Regions from separate parts of the Homo sapiens genome. Here region 1 is linked to region 2. The links are chromatin loops, found by intact Hi-C in ENCODE. Cell type or tissue: heart right ventricle. All regions are shown on one strand. Each heading gives the region's core, and the rest is flanking DNA. Links, peaks and the distances in the headings are about the cores only. Region 1 overlaps MACF1 (microtubule actin crosslinking factor 1). Region 2 overlaps MACF1 (microtubule actin crosslinking factor 1).

What was found. Hi-C counts contacts between places; a loop is a spot of excess contacts. Peaks named below come from ENCODE experiments on the same cell type or tissue, not always from the same donor. Only the 100,000 strongest peaks of a DNase experiment are listed, where the experiment ranks them.
Region 1: a loop joins it to region 2, with 2.0 times the contacts of the local background. A loop is called at or near these places in 12 of 110 quality-filtered maps.

What each region holds. Positions count from the first base shown.
Region 1 is chr1:39,437,645-39,450,569 of GRCh38, forward strand. It overlaps MACF1 (microtubule actin crosslinking factor 1), which reads left to right. Exons shown (of 101, transcript NM_001394062.1): 71 at 133-364; 72 at 1,630-1,856; 73 at 3,359-3,481; 74 at 3,580-3,681; 75 at 4,308-4,409; 76 at 4,503-4,676; 77 at 4,768-4,923; 78 at 5,070-5,267; 79 at 5,802-5,930; 80 at 7,018-7,191; 81 at 9,788-9,943; 82 at 10,048-10,254; 83 at 10,389-10,508; 84 at 10,950-11,119. Among named protein-coding and RNA genes, the nearest start is that of BMP8A, 48 kb to the right of the region's middle. In heart right ventricle, for the core only: no CTCF peak of the experiment used is centred there; no DNase peak of the experiment used is centred there.
Region 2 is chr1:39,354,199-39,367,123 of GRCh38, forward strand. It overlaps MACF1 (microtubule actin crosslinking factor 1), which reads left to right. Exons shown (of 101, transcript NM_001394062.1): 45 at 3,177-3,695; 46 at 4,499-4,675; 47 at 4,943-5,066; 48 at 6,595-6,803; 49 at 7,162-7,479. Among named protein-coding and RNA genes, the nearest start is that of BMP8A, 130 kb to the right of the region's middle. RefSeq lists an enhancer at 4,153-5,352. In heart right ventricle, for the core only: no CTCF peak of the experiment used is centred there; a DNase peak (open chromatin) is centred at 7,242; H3K27ac peaks cover 1,694 bases.

The sequences.
Region 1 (12,925 bases), core at 2,651-10,650, 83 kb after region 2:
TAGCCATTGGGCTAAACTGAGCACAGGTTATCCTAAACAGTAGTAGGATAATATCTTGTCCTTATTCCCTAACACTTCTCCAAGAAGAGTGATGAGGTATGCTGTGATGGTAATGTTCCAACATTTGTTTAGTTTCATGATAAAATTGAGCCTATGTTGGAGACACTGGAGAATCTTTCCTCTCGCCTGCGTATGCCACCACTGATCCCTGCTGAAGTAGACAAGATCAGAGAGTGCATCAGTGACAATAAGAGTGCCACCGTGGAGCTAGAAAAACTGCAGCCATCCTTTGAGGCCTTGAAGCGCCGTGGAGAGGAGCTTATTGGACGATCTCAGGGAGCAGACAAGGATCTGGCTGCAAAAGGTGCTTGATGATTGTCATTATTTTTAAAAATCAACAGAATAAATTCTAGGCTGTGGTTATCTTCAGCATCCCACCAGATTTATTTATTTCTTTGAATGTAAAGGCAGTCCCCAGTAATGAGTATTCCAGAAAGTCACTGGAAAATCATTTGGAATTCAGAACACATTTCGCCATTGAAACAAGGTTACAATTGGTAGTTAGATTCCCAGGCCAGGAAACAAAAGCTCCTTTAACCCCTAACGTGAGTAAACTACAGTATCAATAGTGGGTAGAACATAGCTACCTTTTGTAACACTTTCCATGGGAAACATACAAGTTTAACACAGAACACTGGAAACAAGAGTTCTCATCTTAGCCCTTTTGTAAGTTAGGGGTTTTGTATCTTAGCACTACCTTTATAGTAGATGATAGCTCATTTCTGGATTACTTCTGTGATCCCTGTATGTGGGATACCAATGTAAGAGGAAAACGCTAGTATATAAATAATAGGCCGGAGCCACCCGCAGTGGCTCATGCCTATAATCCCAGCACTTTGGGAGGCTGAGGTGGGCAGATCACTTGAGGCCAGGAGTTCGAGACCAGCCTGGCCAACATAGTGAAATTTTGTAAAAATACAAGAATTAGCTGGGTGTGGTGGCATGCGCCTGTAATCCCAGCAACTCAGGAGGCTGAGGCAGGAGAATCGCTTGAACCTGGGAGGCAGAGGTTGCAGTGAGCCAAGATCACACCACTGCACTCCAGCCTGGGTGACAGAGTGAAATTCCCTCTCTCTAAAAAAAGAAATAAATAATAGGCCGGGTGTGGTGGCTCATGCTGATAATCCAAGCACTTTGGGAGGCCGAGGCGGGTGGATCACCTGAGGTCAGGAGTTCGAGACCAGCCTGGCCAACATGGTGAAACCCCGACTCTACCAAAAATACAAAAATTAGCCAGGCATGGTGGCACATGCCTGTTATCCTAGCTACTTGGGAGGCTGAGGCAGGAGAATCTCTGGAACCTGGGAGGCAGAGGTTGCAGTGAGCCAAGATTGCGCCACTGCACTCCAGCCTGGGCAACAGGAGCAAGACTCTGTCTCCAAAAAAAAAAAAAAGAAAAAGAAATAATAGTAAAACTAAAATAGAAAATTATCCTTTAGTTATAAATGCTTAGCATTTTTTTAAAAAATAGTTTCATTGAAAAGGTCAGAGTTACATGGAATTTCTGAATAGACCAATTTCAGGCTCTTCAGAAAGTCCTATTCATATCTCTTTTTTTAACCTCCTCAGAAATCCAGGATAAATTGGATCAAATGGTATTCTTCTGGGAGGACATCAAAGCTCGGGCTGAAGAACGAGAAATCAAATTTCTTGATGTCCTTGAATTAGCAGAGAAGTTCTGGTATGACATGGCAGCTCTCCTGACCACCATCAAAGACACCCAGGATATTGTCCATGACTTGGAAAGCCCAGGCATTGATCCTTCCATCATCAAACAACAGGTTGAAGCTGCTGAGGTAAGAAGGAAACAAAACCCTTTTTCTTAGGTGTCTGTCCTCTAGAAAAAGCACTTTATCAAATCAAAGTGAGGTATGTTAACTGCTTAGCCAGGCTGAGTACCTTAAAGGTTTTTGTTTTTGTTTTTGTTTTTTGCTCTTGTCCCCAAGGCTGGAGTGCAATGGCATGATCTTGACTCACTGCAACCTCCGCCTTCCAGGTTCAAGTGGTTCTCCTGCCTCAGCCTCTTGAATAGCTGGGATTACAGGCATGTGCCACCATGCCTGGCTAATTTTTGTATTTTTAGTAGAGACAGGGTTTCCCCATGTTGACCAGAGTGGTTCTGAACTCCTGACCTCAGGTGATCCACCCACCTTGGCCTCCCAAAGTGCTGGGATTACAGGCGTGAGCCACCACTCCAGGCCTAAAGTTTCTTTTTAAGTGAGACATTCTCCAATTGAAAAAAACCTGCTCATTATATTACATTTCTTAAATGTAGAAAAATAGATGGTAGAAAATAAAAATCAATTTTGGACTCATTATCTAGAGATAACAGTTGTTACATTGACATACTTTTTTCTAGTTTTTGGTGCTATTTTTCTTTTCTTTTCTTTTCTTTTCTTTTCTTTTCTTTTTTTTTTTTTTTTTTGGAGACAGGGTCTCACTGGGTCACCCAGGCTGGATTGCAGTGGCATGATCTTGGTTCACTGCAGCATCCACCTCCCGGGCTCAAGCAATCCAGCCACCTCAGCTTCCCTAGTAGCTGGGTCATATGCCACCATGCCTGGCTAATTTTTTTATGTTTTATAGAGATGGGGTTTCACCATGTTGCCCAGGCTTGTCCAGAACTCCTGGGCTCAAGCAATCCTCCAGCCTCGGCCTCCCAAAGTCCTGGGATTACAGGCGTGAGACACTGCACCTGGCCCAGGAGTCTCTTTTTTACCAACAACATTTCTTACCTCATATTGTCCATTTAGCATAAGCCAAGCCTATCTTGATATTATTTCTCTAATTTCTTACTTTTATTTCAGCTATTTTTTCATAGAGAAATTCTTTCCCTCCCCACCTTGGGTCAATACCAATACATGAGCCAATTTTTAGGATCTGGCACAGAGTTTTTTTCAAGATCATAGACCCCAGCACTTCTGTTATACTCTATTGTCAGCACTTAAATTTGTGACTTGTACTGTGTTATTTTACCCTTGATATGTTTCTCTGTAATAGACTTCTAGCTGTTGATTATAATTTCTTTGGAGGCAGGAAGGGGTGAACCTTTGGTAAATTATTGAACCTCACCATACCTTTTCTATAGTATTTTATATATACATATACCTATATGTAATATATATTTTGTATATATGAAAAATAACCATGTAGAGTCTGAAGCTTTAGTGTCCAGATAAGTGAAACTGACAGTTATGTTGAGCATCTGCTATTGATGGGGTATAAATCACATTTGCAAAGTTTGGTAAGTTCTGTTCTGTTTTCTATTTTGGCTTATATTCTATTCGTTTACATGTAGACTATTAAGGAAGAGACAGATGGTCTGCATGAAGAGCTGGAGTTTATTCGGATCCTTGGAGCAGATTTGATTTTTGCCTGTGGAGAAACTGAGAAGCCTGAAGTGAGGAAGAGCATTGATGAGGTGTGGAGAAATGGATGAGGCACTCAGTTAGAACATTAGTGGGCCCAGACTGAAGAGTGGTATTGATTGAAGAATCTGATTGAATGTTTTTCCCCTAGATGAATAATGCTTGGGAGAACTTAAACAAAACATGGAAAGAGAGGCTAGAAAAACTTGAGGATGCTATGCAAGCTGCTGTGCAGTATCAGGACACTCTTCAGGTGAGAGGCCAGGAGGTGACCACCAAGGAAATACAGGTTCTGTTTTTTGCCATTTTTGTCATTTTTGGAATTAAGCACAAAAGTGGATCACCTTCACAGGACTGCAGACCTAAGATAGTGGTGTTTCCACAAATTTAGCCAAAGTTCCCCACTTGTAGTGAAAAAAGTAGCGACATCTGTCTGAATTCTTACTCTTCCTGCCATGTTTATCATTGCCTGCTCATCATAGATTCATTCAGCTACGTTGTGAAGCTGGCCTTACTGTGAAAGTCATTGCTTGCCAGAGGTTCCAAACCCAGGTTATCTTCAAGCACAGTTTGGCACAGTTGCTTCAGAACATCATGAGCTTGCTAGCTGGGATTGAAAAATCTTCACTTTTATTCAAATTTAGTATTTCCAAATTGTAGTTTATTTTGAACATTATCTTGATAATGTTGGCTCCATTATTAAATCACCATATTATTAATATAAAGATCATTATTCTTTATCTGTGCCCCTTACCTGAAATCACAAACAGCACAAGGTGCTTTGATTGATTTATGTCTTCTTATGTTAGCAGAGATAATGCTAATTCTCTCCCAAATTCTTCTGGTTGTTTTTGACTGTTTACTTGTCTTTTGTTCTAGGCTATGTTTGACTGGCTAGATAACACTGTGATTAAACTCTGCACCATGCCCCCTGTTGGCACTGACCTCAATACTGTTAAAGATCAGTTAAATGAAATGAAGGTTTGTATCTGGGTATGGCTTTTGAAGAAGAATTGTTTTATTATAGTTTTTAAAGGCTTGATTTGATGTTAACATTGAGTGTGTCTTTGACAGGAGTTCAAAGTAGAAGTTTACCAACAGCAAATTGAGATGGAGAAGCTTAATCACCAGGGTGAACTGATGTTAAAGAAAGCTACTGATGAGACGGACAGAGACATTATACGAGAACCACTGACAGAACTCAAACACCTCTGGGAGAACCTGGGTGAGAAAATTGCCCACCGACAGGTAAGGCAGGTGGTAGATGACATCAGTGAACTACTCTCCGCTCTTTTCTAATTTCGTATTGAATATTCCCTTTCTGTCTTTTCCTGAGTAGCACAAACTAGAAGGGGCTCTGTTGGCCCTTGGTCAGTTCCAGCATGCCTTAGAGGAACTAATGAGTTGGCTGACTCATACCGAAGAGTTGTTAGATGCTCAGAGACCAATAAGTGGAGACCCAAAAGTCATTGAAGTTGAGCTCGCAAAGCACCATGTAAGTATTTTCATTTTTTCATCTCTAACCCTATTGATTTGAGACCAGATGCTGCCACCAGCAGCCTTTGAATGTTGTGTATATCTTAAGAGAACCAAGTTAGATGATATCCATAGAGATAAATTATGTTGTTCAACATGTTTTAGGTCCTAAAAAATGATGTTTTGGCTCATCAAGCCACAGTGGAAACAGTCAACAAAGCTGGCAATGAGCTTCTTGAATCCAGTGCTGGAGATGATGCCAGCAGCTTAAGGAGCCGTTTGGAAGCCATGAACCAATGCTGGGAGTCAGTGTTACAGAAAACAGAGGAGAGGGAGCAGCAGCTTCAGTCAACTCTGCAGCAGGTACATGTGACATCCAAGTAAGGTAGGAAGAGCTATACAGATAACAGAAAGCCTATCTAAGTCAGAGAGAAGAGATCAATTTGAAAAGCAAAGAATCCCTTATGTCTTGAGGGGAAGGTTAATACTGTGCTGTAACTTATCTAGAAAGAGCAGCTTTTGATTGGGTAGTTCTTTTCTGAATTCATTTCTAGCTCAGTCTCTTTATTCACATTCAAAGTTAGCAGATCTTCACTATAACAGATTCCCTTTTTTTCTTGGATCAAGTCAGGTCTCTTCCTATTCAACAGTACCTTAATCAATAGTCAATTCATCTGATCGTATCAGGCATTTATAATATGTTATAGTGAGGTCTGAAGGATTCTGCTAGATTCTAGCAATAATATTGGCCCCATGCTAATCTAGCAACAGAACAGCTTTGCCAGAGAGCAGCCGAAAATTCCTTCCTCAAGATAAACTCCTCATATCATTTGGAAAGTTGACTTTTAAAGCTGAGAAATGACTACTGACATGGTTGATATATCTTTTTCTCAAAAGGCCCAGGGCTTCCACAGTGAAATTGAAGATTTCCTCTTGGAACTTACTAGAATGGAGAGCCAGCTTTCTGCATCTAAGCCCACAGGAGGACTTCCTGAAACTGCTAGGGAACAGCTTGATACACATATGGTAATAGCAATTTTTTGAAATTGAGCATAAGCATCCCATATTCACTAGCTCCTTTCCAAGTTCACAGTCATAATTAATATGTATCTGGAAATCTACAAAGTAGTGCATTTTTATCAAACATATAGTATAACCTTTGGGGATTGCTGCCTGTTACAGGCTTCTAATACCTTACAGTAGGCAGCAGTAGTGACAGGGAAGGTCAGCTGGAAATTTTGAGTTAATCAGCTTTACTGGCACACATATATTGACTTGAAGATGACAGCATCAAGAAGACAAATATACAACACAGATGTGCTTTCACTTAAGAAGGAAACTACTTAAGGGGGGTTTAGGGAAATCAAATAGTTACCCGACAGTATTTCAAGAATGCATGCTAGAACAAAAAGCAACATAATTTCTAGGCAAATTTTTCATGAAAAGGGGAAATAGATTATTGGAGTCTTTTGAGGGATCTCTAATCCTTAAAAAATGTTTTTCTTGGCCGAGCGCAGTGGCTCACGCCTGTAATCCCAGCACTTTGGGAGGCCGAGGTGGGTGGATCATGAGGTCAGGAGATCAAGACCATCCTGGCTAACATGGTGAAACCTCGTCTCTACTAAAAATACAAAAAATTAGCCGGGCGTGGTGGCGGGCGCCTGTAGTCCCAGCTACTCAGGAGGCTGAGGCAGGAGAATGGTGTGAACCCGGGAGGCGGAGCTTGCAGTAAGCCGAGATCACTGCCACTGCACTCCAGCCTGGGTGACAGAGTGAGACTCCATCTCAAAAAAAAAAAAGTTTTTCTTCTATGGGTGATAAAATTATTTTAATATTTTAATTTGCCACTTGTTATTTAGTAAAATATGTTAATACTTACATTTTAATACAAATGAATTCTAAGTAATCAGTATTTAGTTATTACAATTAATTTTATTATTAAGTATGGTGGGTTTCATTCCCTTATGGCTCAGCACTTGAACTGAATCCAAAAGAATGGCTTGTAATCAAGATGAGCCCTTCCTGGACTTTCCCAGACTCTGCTACAGAATCTATATGTAGGTGTCTTCCAGAGAATTCGTAGAATTGATATCTTTCCTGCCTTTTCTTGTAGGAACTCTATTCCCAGCTGAAAGCCAAGGAAGAGACTTATAATCAACTACTTGACAAGGGCAGACTCATGCTTCTAAGCCGTGACGACTCTGGGTCTGGCTCCAAGACAGAACAGAGTGTAGCACTTTTGGAGCAGAAGTGGCATGTGGTCAGCAGTAAGATGGAAGAAAGAAAGGTACAGTGTATGATCCCCATGTTTGAGTAATTTGCTGAGTGATTGCATGTATAATAATTGCCATCTTATTTATATGAAGATTTTTTGAAGACCAGGGTATTGTAACAGAAGTTGCAGAACTGATTCCATCTGTGTTGAGTTGCATTGATGGTATAAGTTTCTGTTGTTATTTGCTTTTATAATTATTCATTCCTTACCTGTTAAGACATTACTGCCATTATCGCTTCGTGATGGGCTTTATGTCCTATATTAATCACCAATTTGTGTTCTACTTAAAAACAAGGTTTTGCTGGAGTTGGTATCTTGGGGTTGAGAGATTGGGGACAGGGCATATAGGGACTGACGAATAATTCTCCACAAGGAATTTGGTTCCTAACGTAAATGTAGTGTGCAAGGAAATTTACTAGAAATCAGGAGAGAAGTAAATTATATGACCTCTTCCCACTCATCCTCAAAAATCAAATTCTCTTCTCTACAAAATAATGAAAGATGACTAGGGATCAAGGTGTTTGCCCAAAAAGATTATTTTTTATGAGTACAGAGTTTCACTGTATTTTTTGCTGCTCAGATCAAGTATGAAATATATACATACACAAACCTGTTGACCACATTCACTCAATGAATAGTTATTGAGCAAGTGTGTGCCAAGTCCTGTGCCTGATTTATGGTGGAAACACTAAAGACGACCCTATCTTTGGGAAATTAATGAACAGAAGGGCATAAAACACATGAACATCTTGAGAGAAGCATTAATTTCCTAAAAACCTTCTAGCATGGGATTGGGTAATTTGATTATATTAAGAATGGCTAAAGGACCTAAGTGTATGCTAATTCTTGGACAGAGTCAGACCTGGTGGCTCACGCCTGTAATTCCAGCACTTGGGAGGCTGATGCAGGAGGATTGCTTAACACCAGGAGTTTGAGACCAGCCTGGGCAATATAGCAAGACCCCATCTCTACAAAAATACCTAAAAATTAGCCAGGTGTAGTGGCACACGCCTGTAGTCCTAGCTACTTGGGAGGCTGAAGTAGGAGGCTCACTTGAGCCTGGAGGGTTGAGGCTGCAGTGAGCAGTGATGGTGCCCCTGCATTCTAGCCTGGGTGACATCAATAACCTATCTCCAAAAAAAAGAGAAAACAATCCTTGGACAGGCTGTCATCCATAGATCCTGCAGAAGGCAAAGCTAAGATTAAATAAACTGAGACAGATTCCAGCTCATAACCAAGAAATTTTCAGAGAGTTTTCTTAATAGTTGAGCAAAATACCTTAAGACATAGTTGCCCATTATCAGAAATGGTCAGGCAAAAGCTGAGTGTCAAGGATAGTTTATTATTTTGCAGAAACATTACCTTCAGGATCAGTAAAATCATTTATTAAATGTGTGTGGTGCTGTAGTAAGAAAATATAAAGAATATGTAGATATAAAGAATATAAAGATATAAATTAGATATAAAAGTATATCTTTTATATCTATAAAGTAGATATAAAAAATATATAAAGAATATGTGGATAGAATGATGTGGAAAGAATTCCTATCATCTAGGAACTTGTAATATATTAATTTCTAAACATTTCTATATATATTTGAAGTGGATTTCATTTTTCCACCTGATTTGTTTAGATTGGGTTTGTACATTTTTATAACATTTATTGTAATTTTTTTTTTTTTGGTGGGGGGTGGTTACAAAAATAACCTGAAAGCGCAAAGAGGAAAATAGAAATTACAACCCAGTCAGGTAGAATTAACAACAGTTAACGTTTTTGGTGTACATCTTGGAGTTTTTTCTGTGAATATTTTGGAAATACTCATTTTTGTCAGCCTGTCATTTTTACTTTGCCTGCCTAGTAGGGGGGCCAGAGGCAGAAGTCATTACCAAAAGGTTAGTGTAGGTCTCTGAGGATGGAGCTTATGAACTCTGTGGGATTGAAGCGTACTTGTGAGGAGTAGCCTTTTCCCTGAATGAGCTCTTGTTGTTGCCATTCTTAGGTAAATGAAAGTGTCTGAAAATCTACATCTAGTGTTGTCAGATTTTTGCCTAGAATGTCTTGGCTTCTTTCGTTACCTCTTCTTCTTATAGCATAAGCATAATTTTTAGACTCATATTTTCATATGCCATATTTTCTGAAAACATGTATTTAAACAAAGAGTACTACATTGAACATCATCTTCATAGTAAATTGCTTTTCATTTAGCTGTTTTTATACCACAAAAAGTACATTAAAGGAAACTGAAACATTACCCAAAGCAGGTTGTAGATCCTGCAGCTGTCACCACTAAAGGGTCTGTTCACTTACAGTTATTGAATAGTCTTATTCCCGTTCAAGGAAGTGGAGAGTAGCAGAGAAAGGAACTTAGCTGCTTATTGTGCTCTATTTCCTTTTCCATGTACACAGTTCTTGCCCATTTGTTTCAGACACTAACATTAAAATGTCCCCTTCTTTACAAATAAAGCATGTTTGGACGTTGATTAAATGAGGCTTCCTTTTTAGAGGTCATTTCATTTGTTGTACAATTCATGCCTTTGTCGCTGAGCCTATAATTCCTGAAATTGGCGCTTTTTCTTTCTGTGTGTGTGTGTTTTACTTGAAATTCAGTCAAAGCTGGAAGAGGCCCTCAACTTGGCAACAGAATTCCAGAATTCCCTACAAGAATTTATCAACTGGCTCACTCTAGCAGAGCAGAGTTTAAACATCGCTTCTCCACCAAGCCTGATTCTAAATACTGTCCTTTCCCAGATAGAAGAGCACAAGGTAAGTATGATATTATGATGCTGCATTCTTTTTGAAAGCACTAATTGAAAGAAATGCCCCTTTATCTTATCTTAAGCTAAAAAAGAGCACTATTGTTCCCTCAGGTTTTTGCTAATGAAGTAAATGCTCATCGAGACCAGATCATTGAGCTGGATCAAACTGGGAATCAATTAAAGTTCCTTAGCCAAAAGCAGGATGTTGTTCTGATCAAGAATTTGTTGGTGAGCGTGCAGTCTCGATGGGAGAAGGTTGTCCAGCGATCTATTGAAAGAGGGCGATCACTAGATGATGCCAGGAAGCGGGCAAAACAAGTAAGTTGGGGAAGAAAGATACTAATTCACTGAAGAGTCTTGGGCTGCATGTATTGAGTCTCTGGGATGATTCTCAAACGTGCTGTATAGTGTGTATATTCATTCCTGTTAACTTATTTCTTATGTAATTTTAGTTCCATGAAGCTTGGAAAAAACTGATTGACTGGCTAGAAGATGCAGAGAGTCACCTGGACTCAGAACTAGAGATATCCAATGACCCAGACAAAATTAAACTTCAGCTTTCTAAGCATAAGGTAAAGCAGTTAATTGCTCTTAGGTCCCAAGCCATAGTATTCGCTAAAGCTTGTATCTTGCCAAAAATAAAAATCAGAGCTAGTAAAAAGAAAACCAATTGGTTAATGTTTAAAAGTCAAAATGATGAAGCCAGGGTTCCATTTTATATCTAGATGGTCTAATCATGATATTTGCTCATTTAAATAACAGTTTAAGGAAAGTAGTTATGGGAGTAACTAGTTAAAACTGTAGGCTTTCACAAATTGTCAGGCACTTCTATATATGGTATAAACAAAAAATTATAAATTTCTTAAGGATAAGCTATGGTTAATTTTAGTTCAAAAAAAGTGGTGATATTCATACTTTATTTGGTTTCTAGCCTGAAAACTCAAATTCTTTTGTTCCAAATCAAGATGTCGTCTGACTTTTAACACTTTTTTCTTTTCTTTCTGGAAACATAGGAGTTTCAGAAGACTCTTGGTGGCAAGCAGCCTGTGTATGATACCACAATTAGAACTGGCAGAGCACTGAAAGAAAAGACTTTGCTTCCCGAAGATAGTCAGAAACTTGACAATTTCCTAGGAGAAGTCAGAGACAAATGGGATACTGTTTGTGGCAAGTCTGTGGAGCGGTGAGCATGAATGTCCCCTTCAGGGGTCTAACCGGGATCCCAAAAGCAAGAGGTTCTTACCAGATTCTATAAAATGGTGATAAAGCTAATGCATCAGTAAGAGGTTTTGTACCATCTTAACACCACCAGTTAGTTCAAAGACTGTTATAATTTAAATAAAATGTGTAAAAATTCTCATTTTAAACTTGAACCTTATTGTATTAGAGAGAGGCCTATAAAATCAAACCAACAATAATAGATCAGTAACTCAAAAGTATTTGTAAATCATCAATTTGTAATACCAACAACTGTCTTATTGACTGCTCTTGGACACTCCAAAGCCTCTACATGCATTACCTCATTTAACCATAATGATACCTGACCTTTGCTGGGCAATTACTACTGAATATGTACCAAACAGTAGCTGATAATCATTTAATCCTCATAACCACTGAGGTGGGTACCATTTTTATTCCATTGTACAGATGAGAAAATGACCATAAAGAGGTTCTTAACTCCCCTAAGGTCACTCAGCTACCCTGTTGGCAGAGCTGAGGTTTAAACCATGGCAGTTTGGTTCTAAAAGTTGTACTTTTATCTATTTGTACCCACTATGCCATGCTAAATATTACAATATTGCTACCCTATTTGTACTTTTTTTTGTTTGTTTGTTTGAGACAGAGTCTCACTCTGTCACCCAGGCTGGAGTGCAGTGGCGCGATCTCGGCTCACTGCAAGCTCCGCCTCCCAGGTTCACGCCATTCTCCTGCCTCAGCCTCCCGAGTAGCTGGGACTACAGGCACCCGCCACCACGCCTGGCTAGTTTTTTGTATTTTTAGTAGAGAAGGGATTTCACTGTGTTAGCCAGGATGGTCTCAATTTTCTGACCTCGTGATCCACCCGCCTCAGCCTCCCAAAGTGCTGGGATTACAGGCGTGAGCCACCGCGCCTGGCATTTTTTTTTTTTTTTGTCATGTTGAGACAGGGTCTAGCTCTCTGGCCCAGGCTGGAGTGCAGAACTTACTGCAGCCTCCAACTCCTGGGCTCAAGGGATCCTCCCACCTCAGCCTCTTGAGTAGCTCAGACTATAGGCATGTGCCACCATACCTGGTTAATGTTTTTTGTTTTTGTTTTTGAGATGGAATCTCCCTCTGTCATCCAGGCTGGAGTGCAGTGGCACTGTCTCGGGTCACTGCAACCTCCATCTCCCCGGTTCAAGCAATTCTTCTTCCTCAGCCTCCCAAGTAGCTGGGACTACAGGTGCACACCACCATGCCCAGCTAATTTTTTTTAATATTTTTATTAGAGACGGGGTTTCACCATATTGGCCAGGCTGGTCTGGAACTCCTGACCTCATGATCCACCTGCCTCGGCGTCCCAAAGTGCTGGGATTACAGGTGTCAGCCACCACGCCCAGCCATTGTTTTTTATTTGAGTAGAGACAAGGTCTTGCTATTGTCCAGGCTGTTCTGTAACTCCTGACCTCAAGTGATCCTCCCACCTTGGCCTCCCAGAGTGCTGGGATTGCAAGTGTGAGCCAACACACTTGGCCTGTACTCCAATTTTTTTTTTTTATGAGGTGACTGAGGTTCAAGGAGATGAAGAAACAGCCTAGGGTCACACAACTGATACAGAGCTAGGAGTTGAACTGATTCCAGATCACTACCAAAACTATCATCTTTTACTTAGAGTGGTATATGAGGTGATTAACACAGACCTTGGGTTGTTAGGGTGTGCCTGTGTGTCACTGGGCTATAAGATGCCTAAAGGGTATCTCTACCTGTCCCCTGTGCTACCCTTAATCCATTCTAGAGGGTGGTTTGATTT
Region 2 (12,925 bases), core at 2,976-10,975:
CCTCTGGGCCTTTACATGCTCTTGGAACTTACTTGCTTCTCCATTGCATAAAGTAACGGAGGGGGCCCAGCTATTTGTTAATTTTTACTCATTCTTCAGATCTCAGCTTAGAGTTCACTTCCTCTAGGAAGCCCTTAATTCACCACCACTCACCAAAGTTAGGGTATATATTCCCCCATATGCTCTTCTTTCTTTTCTTTTATTTATTTATTTATTTATTTTTTGAGACAGAGTCTTGCTCTGTTACCCAGGCTGGAGTGCAGTGGCACGATCCCAGCTCACCGCAACCTCCATCTCCTGGAGTCAAGCAATTCTCATGCATCAGCCTCCCAAGTAGCTAAGATTACAGGCATGTGCCACCATGCCTAGCTAAGTTTTGTATTTTTAGTAGAGATGGGGTTTCACTATGTTGGCCAGACTGGTCTCAAACTCCTGACCTCGGGTGATTTGCTCACCTCCCAAAGTGTTGGGATTACAGGTGCCCAGCCTATAAGTTCCTCTTATACCCTTTCCTACTTTGTAGCATTTCTCATTCGATATTGTTTTGTTGTCTGTATTGCCCTCTAGATGCTAGGCTTGAAAACGCACACTGTTTCTTACAGGCTGCCTGTTCTGTAACAAAACAAAACAAAAAAGCAGAAGTCACTTCTTACTGTTTATTTCTACTCATTTATTTATTCATTTAGTAATTACTGAATAGCTGCCATATGCCAGGAATTAGAAATAAGCCAGTGAGCCAACCAAGTAAACCATCTTCAAGGGCATCAACTGGCATATACAGGCACATTCTATTGAATGATTGAAAGAAGATTACATATTTAGGACACTTACAACACATGGATCATATATTTTAGTGGTGACACCTTTATAGAAAAAATATTGGCTTAGCTGGAATACTTGTGTTCAGTGGCCTTTGTGGACCATTGTCATATTTTATATTAATAGGATTTCTGCCTCTTGCATGACGCTTTTCGAAGGTCCATTATACTGTGTCCCCCAAAGCCCTGGTAGTCTTATAAGAGGACAGAGCAAAAATGGTTCTGCTGTCATAGGGCTCCTCTGACACCTTTTGCTGGCAGCAGTCAACCTAATGAAGTGGTATCTCCATTCTAGGAAGGAAACTGCCTTATAGGTAGATGAGTTGGAAGGTGAGAATGAAGGACACCTAGGTGATATACAGACAAGGTTGTAGTACCGCTCCCACTTCACTATCTAATTGAGCAAGATATATTTGTCATTCCAGCTTTCTTTTTTTCTTCTGCTTTTTTTTTTTTTTTTTTTTTTTTTGAGACGGAGTCTCACTCTGTCACCAGGCTGGAGTGCAGTGGCACAATCTCGGCTCACTGCAACCTCTGCCTCCCGGGTTCAAGCCATTCTCCTCCTCAGCTTCCTGAGTAGCTGGGATTACAGGTGCACGCCACCACACCCAGCTAATTTTTGTATTCTTAGTAGAGACGGGGTTTCACCATGTTGGCCAGCATGGTCTCGATCTCTTGGCCTCGTGATCCACCCGCCTTGGCCTCCCAAAGTGCTGGGATTATAGGCGTGAGCCACTGCGCCCAGCTTTTTTTTATTTTTTAAAGACATGAGGCCTCACTTTGCCACCCAGGCTGAAGTGCAGTGGTACGATCATAGCTCACTGTAACAGGTGTGGACTCACCATGCCTCATTAATTTTTTTTTAAGAGACAGTCTTGCTATGTTGTTGCTCAGGCTGGTCTCAAAAACCTAGCTTCAGTGATACTCCTGCATCAGCCTCCTAGTCACTCAGCTTTCTTGAAATGATGTGGGAAGCTGAGGCTATCAGGTTGTTGTTGATACAGGCTAAAACTAGACGATGATCTGTAGTCCTTCTCTAAGTAGTGGCATAAACAGTATAGGTAGTAAGGAACACTGACAACTCCCACTGTCTTCTAGATTCAGGAAGAACATCCCAATATATGTTTCAAAACAAAAACTCACAGCTCTCCTCAAAGAACTCATATTCCATTGGAATAGAAAGAAGGTCTATGTATAAGCACATAGACACAGTACATACAAATAAAAAGTACAAATTACTTATTATTACCCAGAAATACAGTTTAATCTCTAATTATTGAATTAATTTTCCATGGCTTTTCCTAGTAGGGACAGTCTTCATGGACACATGAGTGACATATTTCACAGTTAAGAACTTGCATTTTTTTTTTTTTTGAGATGGAGTCTCAAGTCTGTTGCCAGGCTGGAGTGCAGTGGCAGGGTCTTGGCTCACTGCAATCTCTGCCTCCCAGGTTCAAGCAATTCTCCTGCCTCAGCCTCCCAAGTAGCTGGGATTACAGGCACTTGCCACCATGCCCAGCTAATTTTTGTATTTTCTGTAGAGACAGGGTTTCACCATATTGGCCAGGATGGTCTCAATCTCTTGACCTTGTGATCTGCCAGCCTCGGCCTCCCAAAGTACTGGGATTACAGACATGAGCCACCATGCCTGGCCAAACTTACAATTTTTATATTGTCACATGTATGATTTATTCAGCTACCCTTCCACTAATGTAGATGATTATTAGTTGTCCATTTGTACAGTTTAGCGAAGAGAGTCAGGTTTGAGTTGCAGTTCTGTTCGTTAACAAACTGCATGACCTTAGTCAAGATATATAACGTCTTTTTGGTATTCACTTACTCTTAATATGGGTATTATATTGTCTACCTACATTATAGGTCGTGCCACAAAGCAAATGAGATAATACATGTAAAATCTCTTTGAAAACCATAAAGTCCTATACGTGTCAGTTCAGAGGGGATTAGCATGTGGCATACTGTTTAGAGAGTGACTGATATTGGTGATTTCTGAGCAGTTGGAAAAGTGATCTATTGAGTAGAGGTAGAGACCTCTCCCTACTTCTAGCTTATAGGTAGATGGTCCTTGAAGATTATAAGTACAACTTAAGAGTCAGCATCTAAATTAAAGGGCTATACCTAAAACAAGGGGCTGAACTGAATAAAATGAAGTTAACAGGGAAAAATGTGAGATGCAGCAAAACTGAGAGAGGTGTATGACTTGACAGCAATGTGGGTGAAAAGACCAAGGCTGAATGTAAGCAGACCTCACATGGAGTATGAAGTCCAGTCTTGTATACCTCAAATTATTGTGGATTGCCTACTGATTGTCCTTTGTTTGGGGGGATTTTTTTTTACCAGGCCCGTCACCAAGAATTGCTGTCCCAGCAGCAAAATTTCATTCTGGCCACCCAGTCAGCTCAGGCCTTCTTGGATCAGCATGGCCACAATCTCACACCTGAGGAGCAACAGATGCTGCAACAGAAGCTGGGAGAGCTAAAGGAACAATACTCTACTTCCCTGGCCCAATCAGAGGCAGAACTGAAGCAGGTGCAGACACTTCAGGATGAGTTGCAGAAATTTCTGCAGGATCATAAAGAGTTTGAAAGCTGGTTGGAACGATCCGAGAAAGAGCTGGAGAACATGCATAAGGGAGGCAGCAGCCCCGAGACCCTTCCCTCCCTGCTAAAGCGGCAAGGAAGCTTCTCAGAGGATGTCATTTCCCACAAAGGAGACTTGAGATTTGTGACTATCTCAGGACAGAAAGTCTTGGACATGGAAAACAGTTTTAAGGAAGGCAAAGAACCATCAGAAATTGGAAACTTAGTAAAGGACAAGTTGAAGGATGCAACAGAAAGATACACTGCTCTCCACTCAAAGGTAAGGGGGCAGTTCCTGGCATCCTTGGTGAAACAATCATGGCAGCCTTCACACAATGTAGGTAGTGTCTGGGGCTCAGAATAAGAACTCCAGGACACAGTAGGAGAGCTGATTTATACTTGGACCATGGGCAGAAGGTCTTCACAAACAATGCACAAAATGTAAAATACATAGGTACTAGCCCAAAGGCCTGATAGCTAGCTAATACCTAATACCTAGCACTGGCAGGAGTATATCACACTGATGGTGAAGGTGGAAGTATTCCCCTTCCTGTATCCTGACCAGCAGACTTGGACTCCCAAGAGACATAGCACACAGGGGAAATTTAAACCAATTGCACAGTCTTTATTTCTGTCTTTATTTCACAGAGCATCTAGGGTGAATCCTTACCTTCCTTCCTATCTAAAGAACTTGCTCGCTCTTCTAAAGTTTAGAATCCAGTCAGCTCTTCTTACCTGTCTTATGCCTTCTGCCAACACTTCTAATCCCCAAGAAAGAATACTTTTTGCACTTCTTAACCCCTACCTTTGTCTGCAACCTTATGTTCATTTCTTTGGAAGCTTGTCATACATCTCATTAAATTTTCCTGGGAATGTAAGAAGGTCAAGGTGAATAGTATGGAGCAAACAATGGGGACCCACACTTAGAGATCATTGCTACCCATCTATCCATGGGTTCTGGCAATACCCTTATCTGAAGTTACAGTGAGTTGTCTGTAACAAAGCCAGGCCTCTTTCTTTGGGCAGCTGCTGCCTTTGGCCTGACCTTGCTTAAGTCTGCTTACCTTTCTTTCTCTGGCACAGTGTACACGATTAGGATCTCACCTGAATATGCTGTTAGGCCAGTATCATCAATTCCAAAACAGTGCTGACAGCCTGCAGGCCTGGATGCAGGCTTGTGAGGCCAACGTGGAGAAGCTCCTCTCAGATACTGTTGCCTCTGACCCTGGAGTTCTCCAGGAGCAGCTTGCAACAACAAAGGTAAGTCAGGACACAGGCTGTGTTGTGGTGTCAAGACCTTGTATTCCATGGCGTAAAGTACCCCAAAATAAAGCAAATGCTTACATAAAATAAAGGCAGTGGTTGGGATGCCTTGGACAAGATCTGAGTGCTAAACACTTGCTTCTAATATTTATGGCTATGGTTAAACTTACAATTATTCTGTAAAGCTGTTCAGTAGCTCCGGATTCCTAGAATCATCTTTGATTACTTAGATGTTTTTCTTTTGTTTTTTTCATGGACAAGCAGCAGTTGCAGGAGGAATTGGCTGAGCACCAAGTACCTGTGGAAAAACTCCAAAAAGTAGCTCGTGACATAATGGAAATTGAAGGGGAGCCAGCCCCAGACCACAGGCATGTTCAAGAAACTACAGGTATAAAGCAGCAACAGTATAATAGTACTCCCTTAATTCCTAGTATGTACCTCTATTCTGCAATATGTCACATTGTGTTGTGCAAATATCTGTGGTGCCAGGCTAGAGGCTGAGAATATAAACATGAATAGACATAGATTGTCATCAAAGAGCTTATCCTCTAATGAACTTTATTCTTGCACCATTGAAGGACCTTCACAATCTGGCTTCAGTCCCTTTTCCCCAGACATCTATCTTCTAGCCACATCTACTTTTCTTTCCCAAGTAAACCACTTACATTGTATTACCCCTGAAGTTTTTCCTATTGCTTAGCTGATAACATTTATTGAATGCTTACCAAGCGTGGTGAAATCTTGCCCATGCTTCAAGATGTAGCCAAGAGTATATCATGGTGACTATAGTTAATAACAATATATCGTATACAGGCCGGGCGTGGTGGCTCACATCTGTAATCCCAGCACTTTGGGAGGCCGAGGCGGGCAGATCACGAGGTCAGGAGATCGAGACCATCCTGGCCAAGAAGATGAAACCCCGTCTCTACTAAAAATACAAAACAAACAAACAAACAAAAAAATAGCCAGGCATGGTGGCAGGCGCCTGTAATCCCAGCTACTCTGGAGGCTGAGGCAGGAGAATGGCATCAACCTGGGAGGCGGAGCTTGCAGTGAGCTGAGATCGTGCCACTGCACTCCAGCCTGGGCGACACAGCAAGACTCCGTCTCAAAAAAAAAAAAAAAAAAAAAAAAAAATATATATATATATATATATATATATATATATATATATATACACACACACACACACACATATGTATATACACACATATATACACACACACACATATATATCGTATACTTGAAAATGGCTGTGAGAGTATATTTTAAGTGTTTTCACCACAAAAAAATGATAAGTATGTGAGGTAATGCATATGTTAAATAGCTTAGCTTAGCCATCCCACTCCTCAAAAGAAACGAAAGATAATTATTCTTCCTTCTGGGCTTCTCGAGGACAGTACTTCTAGTATTAATATACCACTTAAGATTTGATTTTTATCATTAATTGTGATGCATCTTCCTCTGCCTATGCTCTGTTTTAAAGTCTTAAGTTGTAGATGTCAGATAAGATACTTAAGTATCTTTAGTCCTCAGCATCTAGTACAATTTCTGGTTCTTTGTATGCAGTAAATAACTAATGCTTATTGAACTTGGCTCTGATACTAATGCATTTCAAACTTATTCCTTCTATTGGTCTTAATGTCAATTATTATTACAATTACTATGTTCAATGTAGGACTGGGCATGGTGGCTCATGCCTGTAATCCAGGCACTTTAGGAGGCTGAAGTAGGAAGATTGCTTAAGGCCAGGAGTTCAAGACCAGCTTGGGCAACATATTAAGACCACATCCATATAATAATAATAATAATAATAATTTTTATTATTTATTATTTAATAATATTAATAATAAAGTCTTTAAAAGCATAATACAAAAATTGTCTCCACTCTTTCTTTTCATGGCCTGATTTTTCAGATTCCATACTCAGCCACTTCCAAAGCCTCTCCTATAGCCTGGCTGAGCGATCTTCTCTGCTGCAGAAAGCAATTGCCCAATCTCAGAGTGTCCAGGAAAGCCTGGAGAGCCTGTTGCAGTCTATTGGGGAAGTTGAACAAAACCTGGAAGGGAAGCAGGTGTCATCACTCTCATCAGGAGTCATCCAGGAAGCCTTAGCCACAAATATGGTAAGATCTGTGTCCCAAGAGCTAGCATAGAGGGTATGTTTGCTATGTGCCATCATTACATAATGTTGAAAAAGTAACAAGAGGGAACCTAATATCTGTGAATCATCTAATAAGATTTAGAAATGATAACTAATCTATGTAAAGATATTTCTACCCAGTTGAGCTGGAATGAAAGTGGAGATAGCAAAGTCATGTGGTAGAAGGGGTGGAGAACTAAGGTGATGAGATGTGTGGTATTCTGGAGGCTCGGTTGCAGTCCTCCAGTCCCCCTTGTGAGATAGCATATAGTTATTAGTTTGTGGCTCAGATGTCCTGGAATAAGTGAACCAGGAGCTGACAGACGTGTTCTTCATGACAGAAATTGAAGCAGGACATTGCTCGGCAAAAGAGCAGCTTGGAGGCCACCCGTGAGATGGTGACCCGATTCATGGAGACAGCAGACAGTACTACAGCAGCAGTGCTGCAGGGCAAACTGGCAGAGGTGAGCCAGCGGTTCGAACAGCTCTGTCTACAGCAGCAAGAAAAGGAGAGCTCCCTAAAGAAGCTTCTACCCCAGGCAGAGATGTTTGAACACCTCTCTGGTAAGCTGCAGCAGTTCATGGAAAACAAAAGTCGGATGCTGGCCTCTGGAAATCAGCCAGATCAAGATATTACACATTTCTTCCAACAGATCCAGGTGAGGATATATCTGCCATGTTAGCAGAATAAAGGGAAGAGAAGGGCAGGGAGAGAACCAGCATTTGCTGAGCGCATACTACATCAGTCAGTATACTGGAAACTACCTGCATTATCTTTGGGAATTATTACAGTGATCCCGTAAACTAGGTATCATTTGTCCATTTTTTAAGCAACACAGTCAATATTTATTTTTCACTCTTATTACATGTTCAACCCAAATCAGCAGGGCCACTCAGTTCATCATAGTCACTCAAGGGATGCAGATTGATGGAGATTTCATCCTGATATAAGCTTTCATGATTACTGCCTCAGTGGTAAAAGGGCATATTATATTTATTTACATTTTATTAGTCAAAGCACTTTCCACAAAACCACCTATACCTTTCAAGAGGGTGAGGAAATGTAATCTCACCACTTACCTAGAAGGTGCAAAGCTAGAAATATTTGGTAAAAGTATTAACAGCTACCACAGATATATATCCAGAAGTAAAACTGCCAAGTCATAGTATATGCATATATTAATTTAATTCGACTCAGTAGTGGCCAATTTGAGCTCCAGAATGGCTGTACCAGCACACATTCCCACCTGTAGTACTTCAGCATTCCTGTATCTCTGCATTGCTGCCTTCGCTTTATCCAGCTTTCTAACTTTTTCCATATTAAAGTGGAATCTCATTGTTTGGTTTGGTTTGCTCTCCTTTTTGCTTTGAATGATTTCAAACTTACAGAAAAGCAGAAGAAATGGTCCATTACACACCAGCATACTCTTCACCTAGATTCACCAGTTGCTAATTGTTTTCCCTCTCTTATAAAAATATAAAAGAGAGTATCATTATGGGCTTCTATATTTGTTATTACCATTATTCTTTATGATACTTAACGTTTTCCCAAATGTGGTCGGTGGGAGCCTCTTCAAGCTGTCTCCTGTGGCTTTTTGACATGTCTTCCTCAGCATAAGAGCACTTTTGGAACTTAAGATATTTGTGGCACAATAATGTATTTCCTTGTCCCCTATCTGAAATCAGCTATTTATCCAAGGAGTCCCACTTTTAGTGGGGAATGATATTTAGAAACCAAATCTGGACACTAGATGAGCTACTGGAGTGTCACTACTTTTAGGTTCTTTTTAATAGATAGTGTTAGGAAATATATGTGTATGTTTCTTATATCATAAAATCATACTGATAGTCTAGTCTCAACGCAACACCATAGGAATCTTCCTCCTTTCCACATTTGTATCTTCCTTTCCTGTAGGGAGAACCCTAGTTCCCAGCAACTTTAATATATTTACTTATTTGTTTTATTCTACAATAAATATAAGATAGTTTTAGAATTACATTAGTATTTCTACCAATAACAAACCTGCTAAATAAAATTGAAGATTTCTTTGGATTTGTTTTTGTCCTTAGCCTATGACCCACTATGTACTGTGTTCAAAAATTACCTGAATTATTTTTTCTGTAATTTCTTATATAATTAGATTTGTTTCTATTTGTATTCAACTTTAGGACTTTATTTTTCTACCTTTGTTGATTAAACTTATTTTTAAATATGTAAAGCATTAACATAGGTCAAAAGTTAAAACTCTTCAAAAAGTTATACTCAAGGTATAGGAAGTGAATAAGGATATATTCTCATTGTCTTTCCTGTCTCTTCCATCCCATTTTCACCCATCCCCATAGTAACACATTTCAGGTTTATTTTTTTCTATTCCTTTTTACCAAAATGAACATACACACACATTCTTATTCTCCATTCTTCCTTACAAAAAAGAAGGGTATATTACGTAATCCTTTGCTTTTTTACTTAATATGTCTTGGAAATCACTTAATATGGATTCACAGAGATCTTTGTTTTTTAAACCATACTTTCATTGTGTAGAAGAGTTACAGTTTAATCAACAAGACTCTTTCTTTCTTTCTTTCTTTTTTTTTTTTTTTTGAGACAGAGTCTTACTCTGCGCTCTGTTGCCCAGGCTGAAGTGCAGTGGCACGATCTTGGCTCACTGTAACCTCAACCTCCACTTGGGTTCAAGTGATTCTCCTGCCTCAGCCTCCCAAGAAGCTGGGATTATAGGTGCCTGCCACGATGCCTGGGTAGTTTTTTTGTATTTTTAGTAGAGATGGGGTTTCACCATGTTGGCCAGGATCTCAAACTCCTGACCTCAAGTGATCTGCCCGCCTCGGCCTCCCAAAGTGCTGGGATTATAGGCATGAGCCACCACACCTGGCCAACAAGACTCATACGTGGTGGAAATTTGAATTGTTGTTTCCGAAATTGTGCTATTACTACTGAATAGCTGTGTGTATTTTTTCCCATAATATTGGAAGTGTATCCTCAGAATAAGTTCCTAGAGTGGAGTTGTTGCATTAAAGGGTAAATACATGTATAGTTTTGTTAGAAATAGCCAAATTCCCCTCCATTGAAATTTCACCATTTTGCATTCCCAGCAGCAGTGTATTAGAGTACCTGTTTCCCCTATAGCCTCACCAACAAAATTTATTATCAAGCTTTTAATTTTTTTCTGGTGTGATTGGTAAAACATGATATGTGAATGTGGTTTTAATTTTTATTTCTCTTATGAGCGAGGTTGAGTGTATTTTTACATTTAAGAGTCATTTATTTGTGAACTATCTGTTCATGTATTTTGTCATTTTTTGGTAAAGATTTTTGGTTTTCTCTCAATTTTTAAAGTTTTTTTTTTTTAGAGTTCTTATATATTAGAGAGATTAATTCTTTATCTGTGATATGTTAGAAATATTGTTTCCCAGATTGTGCTTTTGACTTATGGTGTTTTTTGCCATGTAAACGTGGAATTTTTTTTTTTTTTTGAGACGGAGTCTCGCTCTGTCGCCCAGGCTGGAGTGCAGTGGCGCGATCTCGGCTCACTGCAAGCTCTGCCTCCCGGGTTCACGCCATTCTCCTGCCTCAGCCTCCTGAGCAGCTGGGACTACAGGTGCCTGCCACCGCGCCTGGCTAATTTTTTGTATTTTTAGTAGAGACGGGGTTTCACCGTGTTAGCCAGGATGGTCTCGATCTCCTGACCTCGTGATCCGCCCGCCTCAGCCTCCCAAAGTGCTGGGATTACAGGCGTGAGCCACCGCGCCCGGCCGTAAATGTGGAATTTTTGTTCTACATAGAAGATTTTATGAGTATTTTATTAAATATGTATTTTTAGTCATAGTTTGAAAGATTTTTGTCACACCCAGGTTATGAAAAAATTTATTCATGCTTTATTCTAAAACTTGTTTTAATTTTTTTTTACATTTGAATCTTTTAACAATTTAAGCTTATTCTGAAGTATGAATCATGTTACCTTTTTCTGTTATGTCTATCTAGTTGTTCATAATAGAAGTTGAGTGCCCCAATCCAAAATCTGAAATGCTCCAAAATCTGAAACTTTTTTTTTCTTTTTGAGACGGAGTCTTGCTCTGTCACCGAGGCTGGAGTGCAGTGGCACGATCTCAGCTCACTGCAAGCTCTGCCTTCTGGGTCCATGCCATTCTCTGCCTCAACCTCCCAAGTAGCTGGGACTACAGGCGCCCGCCACCACGTCCAGCTAATTTTTTTGTATTTTTAGTAGAGATGGGGTTTCACCATGTTAGCCAGGATGGTCTCGATCTGCTGACCTCGTGATCCACCTGCCTCAGCCTCCCAAAGGCCTGGGATTACAGACATGAGCCACCACACCCAGCCCAAAATCTGAAACTTTTTGAGAGCTGACATGACACTCAAGAGGTCATGCTCAAAGGAAAGACTCATTGGAGCACTTCAGATTTCAGAGCTTCAGATTAGGGATGTTCAACTGCTAAGTATAATGCAAATATTCCAAAATCTGGAAGAGTCTGGAATTCAAAACACTTCTGGTCCCAAGCATAAAGGATATCCAACCTGTATCATTTATTTGAAAAGTCCATATTTTCCCCAGATTTAAGAAACCATCTTCATCATATACACAATTTTTATATGTCTTTGAGTCTATTTCTGGATTTTCTTTTTTTTCTTTTTTTTTTTGAGATGGGATCTTGTTCTGTCACCCAGGCTGGGGTGCAGTGGCATGATCTTGGCTCACTGCAACCTCTGCCTTCCAGGTTCAAGCGATTCTCCTGCCTCAGGCTCCCAAGTAGCTGGGATTACAGGGGCCTGCCACCACGCCTGGCTAATTTTTGTATTTTTAGCAGAGACGGGGTTTCACCATGTTGGCCAGGCTGGTCTCGAACTCCTGACCTCAAGTAATCCACCGACCTTGGCCTCCCAAAGTGCTGAGATTACAGGCATGAGCCACCTCACCTGGCCTATTTCTGGATTTTCTATTCTGTTTTGCTGGTGTTTCCATTCATGTACCAGAGCATACTATTTTAATTATAGAGGCTTTATGGTATATTTTAATGTGTGGTAGAGAGCTAGTCCTCCTCAATTTTTTTCTTTCAAAGTTTTTCATAGGTGTAGTTGCACATTTATTTTTCTATGTGAATTTAGGAATCACCTTCATTAGTTCTAGAGAAGTTAGCATTTTTATGTGGGTCACACTAAATGTATTCATTCACGCAAACACATATACATACATAAGCAAATACATACGCATGCACTTTTATGGATGTGTTTCCATCTAGTCAGATCTGCTTTTGTGTTTTTCAGGAGTGTTTTTGATTTTTTTGTTCTTTTTTGTTTTGAGATGGGGTCCTGCTCTGTTGCCCAGGCTGGAGTGCAGTGGCATGATCATAGCTCACTGCATCCTCAAACTCCTGGGCTCAAGTGATTCCCAGGAGTCTCAGCCTCCCCAGCAACTGGGATTACAAGCAAGAGCCACTGCACCCAATTTCAGAAGTGTTTTAAAATTTAGATTTTGTGTTTCTTGTTAGTTGATTACTAAGATTGAGCCTTTTGTGTTGCTATAGTAAGTTGAAGTTTTCATTATTGATTTTTGTGTGTTAATTTTATAGCCTGCTACCTTGTTTAACTACTTCGTTGTTTGATTTCGTTTTATTGTTGATTATCTTGGGTTTTACAAATATACTTTTTTTTTTTTTTTTGAGACAGAGACTTGCTCTGTTATCCAGGCTGGAGTGCTATGGCACAATCTCGGCTCACTGCAACCTCCGCCTCCTGGGTTCCAGCAATTTCCAGCTAATTTTTGTGTTTTTAGTAGAGACAGGGTTTCACCACATTGACCAGACTGGTCTTGAACTCCTGAACTCAAGTGATCCTCCTGCCTCGGCCTCCCAAAGTGCTAGGATTACAGGAATGAGCCACCATGCCTGGCCTTTTTTTTTTTTTTTTTTTTTGGAGGCGGAGTCTCACTCTGTTGCCCAGGCTGGAGTGCAGTGGCACAATCTTGGCTCACTGCAACCTCCTCCTCGCAAATTCAAGTGATTCTTCTGCCTTAGCCTCCCAAGCAGCTGGGACTACAGAGTGCGCCACCATGCCCAGCTAATTTTTGTATT